Linked DNA regions of Mus musculus: all the other regions are linked to region 2. The links are chromatin contacts, found by Hi-C or POLR2A ChIA-PET in ENCODE. All regions are on one chromosome and are shown on one strand. Each heading gives the region's core, a stretch centred on a gene start or an enhancer-like site at or near the end of the contact. The rest is flanking DNA. Distances are from core to core; before and after follow the strand shown. Region 1 overlaps Col4a2 (collagen, type IV, alpha 2). Region 2 holds the start of Col4a2 (collagen, type IV, alpha 2). Region 3 overlaps Col4a1 (collagen, type IV, alpha 1).

Region 1 (2,700 bases), core at 148-2,647, 35 kb after region 2:
AAACACACACACACACACATGAATACACATAATCAAGGATAATAAAGATTAAGTCATAACAAAAAGGTATTAGTTGCTAGGGAAGGAAACCCGTGGACTGCAGACATTTTGTGCTGCAGACAGAACATCCCCTCACGCCATGACAGCTGTCACCTGCATTTCTGATGTTTTCCGTGGCTCCGTGCTGGCCCTTTGCCCCGTTCCACCCAGCTGACCACACCTGTTTGGTCACTGACTTTTGCCTCTTGACTCCTCCCCCACAGCCTCTCCCCAGGGCCGTTGCCTGGCTTTGCTAAGTTTCAACCTCTGGATGGGATGACTCAAGATGAGGAATCTCAAATCCCCACCCTGCACTTAAACCGCACAGCAAAGGAGCCCCAGCTCATCCTGGTAGTGACCCCGTTGCTCTCCGAAGCAAGGGGACCCGTGCTTCTGGATAGCAGGCTAGAGGTGGCTTGTCAAGCTTCTCCCTGCCCACAGCAGGAGGGCAGTGCGCCATCTTACCTGTTAAAGGGGAGACGCACTTGGGCTGGTTTTGCCTCCATTAGGGAAGCTCCTAAACAGGAAGCAGCCGAGGCCAGATGAGCATGCGTGACAGGAAATGCCACGTTCCCCTCTCCTCCATCTGCCCAAGGCCCACTTGTCTCCACCTGCAGTCCAGGCCCACCCACACCTGAGATCATCCTAGCCTTGGGCCAGGTGTTTTCTGAGGCAGTGTCTGGCTCATACCTCCTTGGCTGAAAGCTCAGCCTTCATTCCTACGTCTGCAGCCCCAGGCCCACAAGCTAGGCTGTCTGTCTGATGTTAATGACCCCAGACTTGGACAGCAAAGAGTCTCTAAGAAGCCATCAGTGCATCCTCAGCTCCTGTGGGATGTGGGCGACTGGCCTCAGTTTGGAGTTCAGCAGGGTTAGGGCGTTCTCCACCCACTGTCAGCAGCCCCTACCCACAGTCCCTGTCTGCCATTCCTCACATTCAAGCCCACCAGCCCACCTCAGGCCGTGATCAGCCATCATGGAATTAGTGGTGTAAGTCGGGAAGCGTTCTGGAAGGCTCCTTCAGCACCCTTTTCCCAGCACGGCTCTCATGTTGCCTTGTCAGAAGCAGATTGGGTCTAGAAAGCACCATCTTGGAATGCCTCGGTGGCTATGTAGCTAAAGCTTGCCTTAAACTCCTGACCCTCCTGCCTCTGCCTCCCAAAATGGGTGTCATTTCCCAAAACTCAGATGAGGCATACAAATGTGCTGCCGTGGGGACAGCAAGGAGGACACGTGCTCCACAGGTGCACACCTAGGACAATTCAAGAGCACCCTGCGGCCGTAACCATCATCCTGGAAGTTCTTTAGTGCTCCATCTTCCTGCCTCTCTTGTTCTACAGAACGGCCTGACCTCTCCCTTCTCTGTGAGACCACCCCACCCATCCATGAATGTGCAAGGTAACAGTGGCCATGCCACCTTCTGCCCAGTTATCGGTCGCCTAGGTGAGCAGATAGAGCACTCCTGCCCATCATCAGCCTTTCTGCCTAGCTGGCAACGGTCTCAGGATGCTCTAAAGTGGCTGCACTCGATTCGGGTGCCCTGGAGATGCTTTTAAACAAAGGCAGTGAGTTGGCTGGACCTCTGGGCCGCCCACTGTGTGCGCCACAGAGATTTGCGTTTCCTTTCCATATACCTTGTCTTGCTAATACCATGTTGGAATTATTTCCTTAATTTCTAAAGCTGCATGTGCGGAAATGGCTTATACTTCCTGTTTTGATAAACTAATAGAACTTTACAGGGAGCCTTGTTCCCAAGTTGGCTCTGTCCCCTTAGTCGGCCTGTTGCTGGATTAAAGAGATCTTTAGAACGCCCAGCTTGACTGGACTTGTGACAAAACAAAGACTTGTATAGATTACATTGCCTGAAAATAGGAAACATATTACCTTTGGCAGTAAGGCTTACCTCTCAAGTTGCTAGAATCCGTTATTCAAGACTCCTCTGCAGAGGAAGTTGGGGTTGGATGCTGGGGGCGATGTGTGGTGGGATCTCTGTAAGTTCCCTTCAAAGCTGCTCTTTTTGGCTGGAGGTGTACTGGCTTAAAAATACTTCCTTGGACAAGATGTTTCTTGGAACATGTGGAGGACAAAATATTCTTTGTTTTAGGACAGATGAGTTTTGTTCTTGGATCTTCATATAAATTTGAGTAATCATTACTTTTTTTAATGCACAAATCAAAAACAATAGCCTGTACTTTTTCCCCTTTCATGAACATATAGTGTGTCAGCTTTAAACGAGACTCACATCTGCAGGAACCTGGGTGCGTTTCTGTTGATTTACGCCGCCCTTACTGTACATGGTTGGTCTGCACAAGTAGCTAGAGAAATTGTCTTGAGGCCTTTAGATCACTTGTGGGTTTTATTTTTGGGTATTAAGAGCATCTTCAATGCCCTGGGTGTAGATGCCGGTGGAAGGAAGGAAGGTGCTGAATGCCTCGCGTGGCACTCGGGACTGAGTAGACCCTATTCACCAGGCACGGAGGAAACTCTTCCTGTCTGTCTTGTGGGACACGGTCCCTGGTGAAGGCGATGTGATACTCTTGTCTTGTCACTGCCAAGAACTGCTGGAAGGACCAGGAGCCAGCGCCACTCACTGTGGGACCGGATGTGCTCTTAATCTTGCAGCTGCTAGCACTGATCTCTGCCATACCCTGACACATTCCAT
Region 2 (2,700 bases), core at 92-2,591:
AACAGTTAATAATTTATAGCATAGTTGATCAGTATCGCTCCTGCAGGAAAGAGGTGAAATTCTTAAAAGGAAAGGAAAATGCACAATTAAGCAACGGTTTCTTTTAAAACTTGGAAGCTTCGGTGAGAAGCAAACGTCGTTTTTTAGGCATTTGAGGGGAAGGCAAACTGTGGAGAGGCCACACCTTGTGGCCTTTGGGCCTGCATGGCTGTCACAGCAGCAGCAGCAGCTGAAGTGTATTCTCTAGGGGCGAAGGCAGAAAGTCTGGCCGGGTTCCTCCAGAGCTGGAAGTCTGGCTCTTGCAAACATCTCCCAGCGCCCTCCTGGCCAAGCACAGCACCAGAGGAAACAAAAACTTAAAAAAAACAATTTGCGCAGGGAACAATGCGACGGAGTTTCGCTTTGGTTTCACACTCAAGTCTAAATGTGGTTATAATTTTCAGGCACGCACTCATAAAAGGCAAGAGTCGAGGCAGAGACTTTTAGGATGCGGAGAAGAGCCCCGCGTCTGTTCTCAAGCGTGCCGTAGGCTACACAAAAGTCGTGGGAAAGCAAAAATACAGATGTTTCCAGGCAAACGGCCCAAAGCTGTTCAGCCTCAACCATCACGGTCTCCAAACAACCAGAAACACACCCAAAGCGGTTCCCCCTGCACATGAGTGTAGGACTCTGAGTGGCGTGGGGTGTGCCTGGCCACCCTTCCAGCCCCGACCCACTCGCGCGCCCCGCCGCTGAGAGCCTTGGCGATGAGGGTTCAAATCTCACTGGCTCCTCGGTACCCTCACCCCGCCGTGGTACACGCTAAGCTTCAGTCCCTTCCTAACTCTCCCGCACCCAGTGTATAACAAAGGAGGTTCCGTAATGGATGTGCGATCGCTGCCCACAGGGACTAGGAGAGGGAGACCCGGGGGAAGAATGCACCTGGCCGTGCCACCCGCGGTACCCTCGAGGGCCAGGCGGCTTGACTGCGCCAGGCGCTGGACAAAGAGGCCTCGCGGGGCGTCAGGGGTGCAGGGAGGGAGGCTGGGGAGCGCAGCCCGCAGGGAACTCACCTTCGCAGCTGCTCGGCTGCGCTCCTCGTGGAGCAGAAGGGCGGCGAAGAGCAGCAGAAGCCAGACGCTGAGCCGGGGCCCCATGGTGGCGCGCCCGGGGCGGCAGGGGACCAGCAGAGACGGCGGGGAAATGCAGCCCAGTTCCCGTGGGCCACGGCGAGGTGCTCAGTCTCGGAGGGCCCGGGCGTGAGCCCTGCTCACCGTCCCGGGTGCGGTGACTCTGCGCAGAGACCTGAGCGCGCCGCCCGAGGAGCTCCCCAATTTGTTGGCGCTGCCCCCTCCCCTCGGCAGTGCGCGGGCGGCGTCTCCAAGGGGAGGACCCTGCGGCGCGGGTAAGAGGCGGAGGCTGCGCGCCGCTCGGGACTTGGTGTCGCAGGGAGTCCGAACGCCGGGGCTCTGCGCTCCGCACCCAGCTCCTCCCGCGCCCCGATTCCACGAGCCCCTTGGCTCGCCAATCCCGGGCAAGCACCAGCAAGGCACGCCGGGGCCGAGAGTCCGGCGCCCACGGAGCAGAGCCAGGCCGGCCTGGCCGCCGGTGTGCCACGGGCCAACGCTTCTTCAGGGGCCCATGCGCGCGGGCAGCAGCTCCTGACCCTGAGGTGAGAGCGACCCCCGGGAGGCACAGAGAGCCAGGCCCCAAGTCGCGGACCTGTAGCGCCGGAGTAGGCTGAGGCTGCGCGCTCCGTTGGATCGGAGCTGGGGGAATAGGGATCGCGCTGCATGGGCTGAGGAGCTCCAGGCAGGGCCTACGGAGAAGAATCTCCCTTTTTCTGTCTCCTGATGGGACAGAACTTTGGTCACCCCGCAAGGAAACGAGGGACATTATGCGGAGTCAGGGTGCTAAGATGACGATGCTCTCTCTGCCTGCCACCTTTGCTAACCCGCTTTGTCTCTTGCCTCCAGGTTAGGAAGGGATCGAGCCGAGTCTAGAGCTCAAAGACTGGGATCATGGACCGAGTGCGGTTCAAAGCGTCTGGCCCTCCCCTGCGAGGGTAAGTCGCCTTCTGCCTGGTCTCCTAGGTGAAGGGGACCTTGCATGCATATTTCAGGAGTTGACAAGTTGGGGCCCGCATGTTTTGGTCGCTTTCTTACCCTCCCTCCCTCTCCTGTGCAGGTGGCTGCTGCTAGCAACTGTGACAGTGGGACTCCTGGCTCAGAGCGTCTTGGGGGTAAGTACCGCTTGAACTCCACGGCGCTTGGAGTTCCGCGCCCGTGACGGGTTGGGACGCTCGCGGAGCCTCGTGGAAGACAGGCTCGTCGAGCCCACCTGAGTGTGCGTGTGCATTGTAGGTGTGTGCTACTGTGTCTGCCAGCCGCTCGTCCCGTGCAGTGCAGGAGTCGGCCCTCTCTAGGGAGCTAATAATTAAAACGTAGCCTCAGGCACCTTTTGCTGCCAAGCTTTGGCCTTAGCAGCAAGGGAAGAATGTCTATCACTAGGCCACGAGGCGCACGGACAGAGGGGGCTGGGAGCAAAGAGTTTCCAGAAACTCAGAGGTGGTGTCCAGGCACTGTGGTGGGCAGAGAGCATCTTGCTTAAATATGAGTCTCTGGGGAGGGGCGGGGCAAGGAGGAGACAGCCTCCTGCTTTAAGGTTGTTCGGGGACAAAGGGATAGAAACCGCGGTCTCTTCCAAACCTTGAGTAGGCCC
Region 3 (2,700 bases), core at 34-2,533, 39 kb before region 2:
TCCCATCCCTCCAAATAGGGACATGTGGAGCTCTGCAAAGCCTCGACGGCTTATCTTTCAGATTTGTTTTCACATTTCCTATCCTGTGAAAAATGTCAAAATACTTTCCTAAGGATGTCGCTAGTCCACTGCACTTCCTGTCATGGCGCTTCCTCAGGGGTCTTCAGAATAATTACTTACCCAACCAAAGAAATATGTGAATGGGGAAACATGCATTTCAGGGCTACCAGAGCAGAATTAAAAGCACACACCAATGAAGGAAGAATGGTGAGCCGCCCTTTCATGTGCTATGGGTGCTATGGTCAGGGGATGCAACCCTGTACAAAACTGGAAATATCCATAGAATGTCTCCTCAACTATATAGAATTAGAAAATTAACATAACTAAGTAGAGATCACAATATGGGGTCAAATATCACCGCCTAAATAATAACTGCTTAAAAGATTAGGTTTGAGTCAGCTTTGATGGCACAGGCCTGTAGTACCAGTTAATTGGGAGGCTGAGGCAGAGGGATTCCACATTCAGAGTCCACGTGGGTCAACAGTGAGCTCAAGATCAAGCTAAACAATTTAGGGAGACCCTGTCTCAAAATAAAAAGTAAGGGGGGCAGGAGTATAGGCTACTAGTGGGCGCTAAGCCTGTGTGAAGCCCAGAGCTCTCTGTCCCCAAAACAAACCAAAAACTGACTTTTGCACAGCATTTTTGGACTTCCAAAAATAAGCCTGGTTGATTCAAAGGTAAAAATATTGTCCCCGCAGGCTAAGGGGCTCATACCCGCCATCACCTACACTTATATCATTATTTTATAACTTTGTTTTGCTTTTTTTTTTTTTAAAGACAGAAAGAACTCCCCAGGAGATGTGAAACCCTTCTTTATCTTCATTCAGCTGAGAGGAGAATTTAGTTCAGGAAAATATCATTTCTGTCTCTTTTGATAATGGAATACAGACACAGAACAACCATTACTACCCTGTAAACTTACAAAATAACTCTGCCCCAGTTTGAAAACAACTACAAGTGTTGATACATTCTTGGCAAAACATAAAATTAAAAATTAGCAAGCCAGTTGAAATCCTAATGTTCGGCTCCTCTCTCCTCCTTCTCTGCACCCCCAATAATATGACTAAGGCTTTGCCAGCACAATTCATGACCCATCTGCTTCTCATTTGAGACCAAGTTGCAGAACCCATGTGGGCTCCCACCAACACCACAGGCTGCGGAGGCGAGGGTGTCGGCTTGGCTTCGAGTCGAACCAACATGTGACCACACTTCTGGTCCTATTTTCCTCCCATCATGCAACTCTGGTGACTCATTCTCATTGCTTTTCTTCCCTCCCACTGGATGGGGGCGGGCATCAAATGTTCTTGCTGGGGAAGAGGACACCCCATAGGGAACACATAATGAAGTCCAGTGCCTCGTCTCCAGAGTATTAAGTCTTTCTCCAGCTGCAGACAGATGAGGCTATAATTAGCTGTCATGTGACGGTGGCCATTGGACAGCAACATTCGTGATGAGTTGGTGAGCATGTATTCCCACAGGGACCCACGGAGGAGATGACCTAGAGAGATGGTTCCCGTGACTCTGAGTCACCAGCCAGGGACATCGAGGTGGGCTCAGCAAAGTCCCTACTTTCAGACAGAACTCATCCTTCACTACATGGCCGCCTACCTTCCGCATCCCTGCATGCTGTTCTCACTGGTCCACGAGGTCAGAACACTTCCTCTTCCCCTCCCAATATTATAGCCATTGACCTCGCAAAGACTATCAACACAAGTCAGGCCATGATGGTTTCCCAGTTGTCCTTAAGAAAGACTAATGTTACACAGCCAGGCATGAAGAAGTGGAGGAGAGCTATCTCCTCCATCTTGGAGATGACGACCAAGCTTGTTTCTGTCCTTCTCCTTTCCCCCTCCTCTCAGTCCTCCTCTTTCCCTCCTCCCCAGTCCTATCTTCTTATCCTGCCTCAGCCTCTGAATTCAATCACCTACTACCACTTCTTACATCTGACCCTCAGGTCAAATCCCACCATCTTTTCCACACTGTACCTTCAGAGAGGTCCCCAATGGGCTACGTGTGGAATCTGGGAGCTCTTGGGGAATTCCTGATGCCTTTCACTATCTCTCTGACCCAGCGCACTCTCTGTGCATTCCTACACTACAGGAACCATTCCAAGCACACGCTCTGGTTTGACTCTGCACCAAGCACATCATATACACCCTACCGCTCTGTACAGAGTAAAGACTGCCCATCATCAGGGCCATCTTTCAACACCTTTCTCTCAGAGACCACAGATAGCAGCAACAGAGCAGAAGGGTTCTCTTCCCACACGATGTGAGTGCGCAGAAACAATGGATTATTTATCCTTCCGCATTCCACTGGCTGAGCCTTTAGGGAGCCTTAGTTTGTAGCTAAATGAAAAGGAGGAAAGAAAGAAGCCTACGTGACTAGGGAGATAGTTCAGGAATGACTGACCCGAGGCGAAGCCAGTTGCTGGAGTACCCCACCATCTTTCACTGAACAATTAAATATTTTAAACCACTGCTGATAGTGTGCCATTTTCTACTCTCGTGTAGACAGAGTGGAGGGGAAGCAAGAAAGAGAAACCAACAGAAGCTTTGGTACATCCTATTTCACAACAGATGATAGAGGGTTCCATCCTCTTATTCAGTAATTCTATTGTTAACTACTGTTTACACTGTC

What was found. Hi-C counts contacts between places; a loop is a spot of excess contacts on that map. ChIA-PET counts read pairs that join two places held with the same protein, here RNA polymerase II (POLR2A).
Region 1: a map of heart shows a loop between it and region 2 (1.8-fold over the local background). The contact joins the enhancer-like site here to the promoter of Col4a2 in region 2. A Hi-C loop is called at or near these places in 3 of 37 maps with a recorded cell type or tissue (gastrocnemius and heart). POLR2A ChIA-PET finds 5 or more read pairs at or near these places in 4 of 5 experiments (Patski and embryonic stem cell).
Region 3: a map of heart shows a loop between it and region 2 (1.9-fold over the local background). The contact joins the enhancer-like site here to the promoter of Col4a2 in region 2. A Hi-C loop is called at or near these places in 13 of 37 maps with a recorded cell type or tissue (Patski, gastrocnemius, heart and 1 more). POLR2A ChIA-PET finds 5 or more read pairs at or near these places in 2 of 5 experiments (Patski and embryonic stem cell).

What each region holds. Positions count from the first base shown.
Region 1 is chr8:11,346,177-11,348,876 of GRCm38, forward strand. All of the region lies in intron 3 of Col4a2 (collagen, type IV, alpha 2), which reads left to right. Among named protein-coding and RNA genes, the nearest start is that of Gm46030, 7.4 kb to the left of the region's middle. Within about 2 kb of position 1,398, at least 1 of the 3 ENCODE cell types and tissues checked has a DNase peak (open chromatin) inside an H3K27ac peak, as active enhancers do; it is heart, where a contact is called at or near this core.
Region 2 is chr8:11,311,464-11,314,163 of GRCm38, forward strand. It overlaps Col4a2 (collagen, type IV, alpha 2), which reads left to right and starts at 1,342. Exons shown (of 48, transcript NM_009932.4): 1 at 1,342-1,651; 2 at 1,956-2,044; 3 at 2,167-2,221. The coding sequence starts at 2,001. It overlaps Col4a1 (collagen, type IV, alpha 1), which reads right to left and starts at 1,363. Exons shown (of 52, transcript NM_009931.2): 1 at 1,053-1,363. The coding sequence starts at 1,136.
Region 3 is chr8:11,272,413-11,275,112 of GRCm38, forward strand. The region is part of intron 1 of Col4a1 (collagen, type IV, alpha 1); the gene reads right to left. All of the region lies in intron 1 of Gm32709 (a long non-coding RNA gene), which reads left to right. Among named protein-coding and RNA genes, the nearest start is that of Gm32709, 13 kb to the left of the region's middle. Within about 2 kb of position 1,284, at least 1 of the 3 ENCODE cell types and tissues checked has a DNase peak (open chromatin) inside an H3K27ac peak, as active enhancers do; it is heart, where a contact is called at or near this core.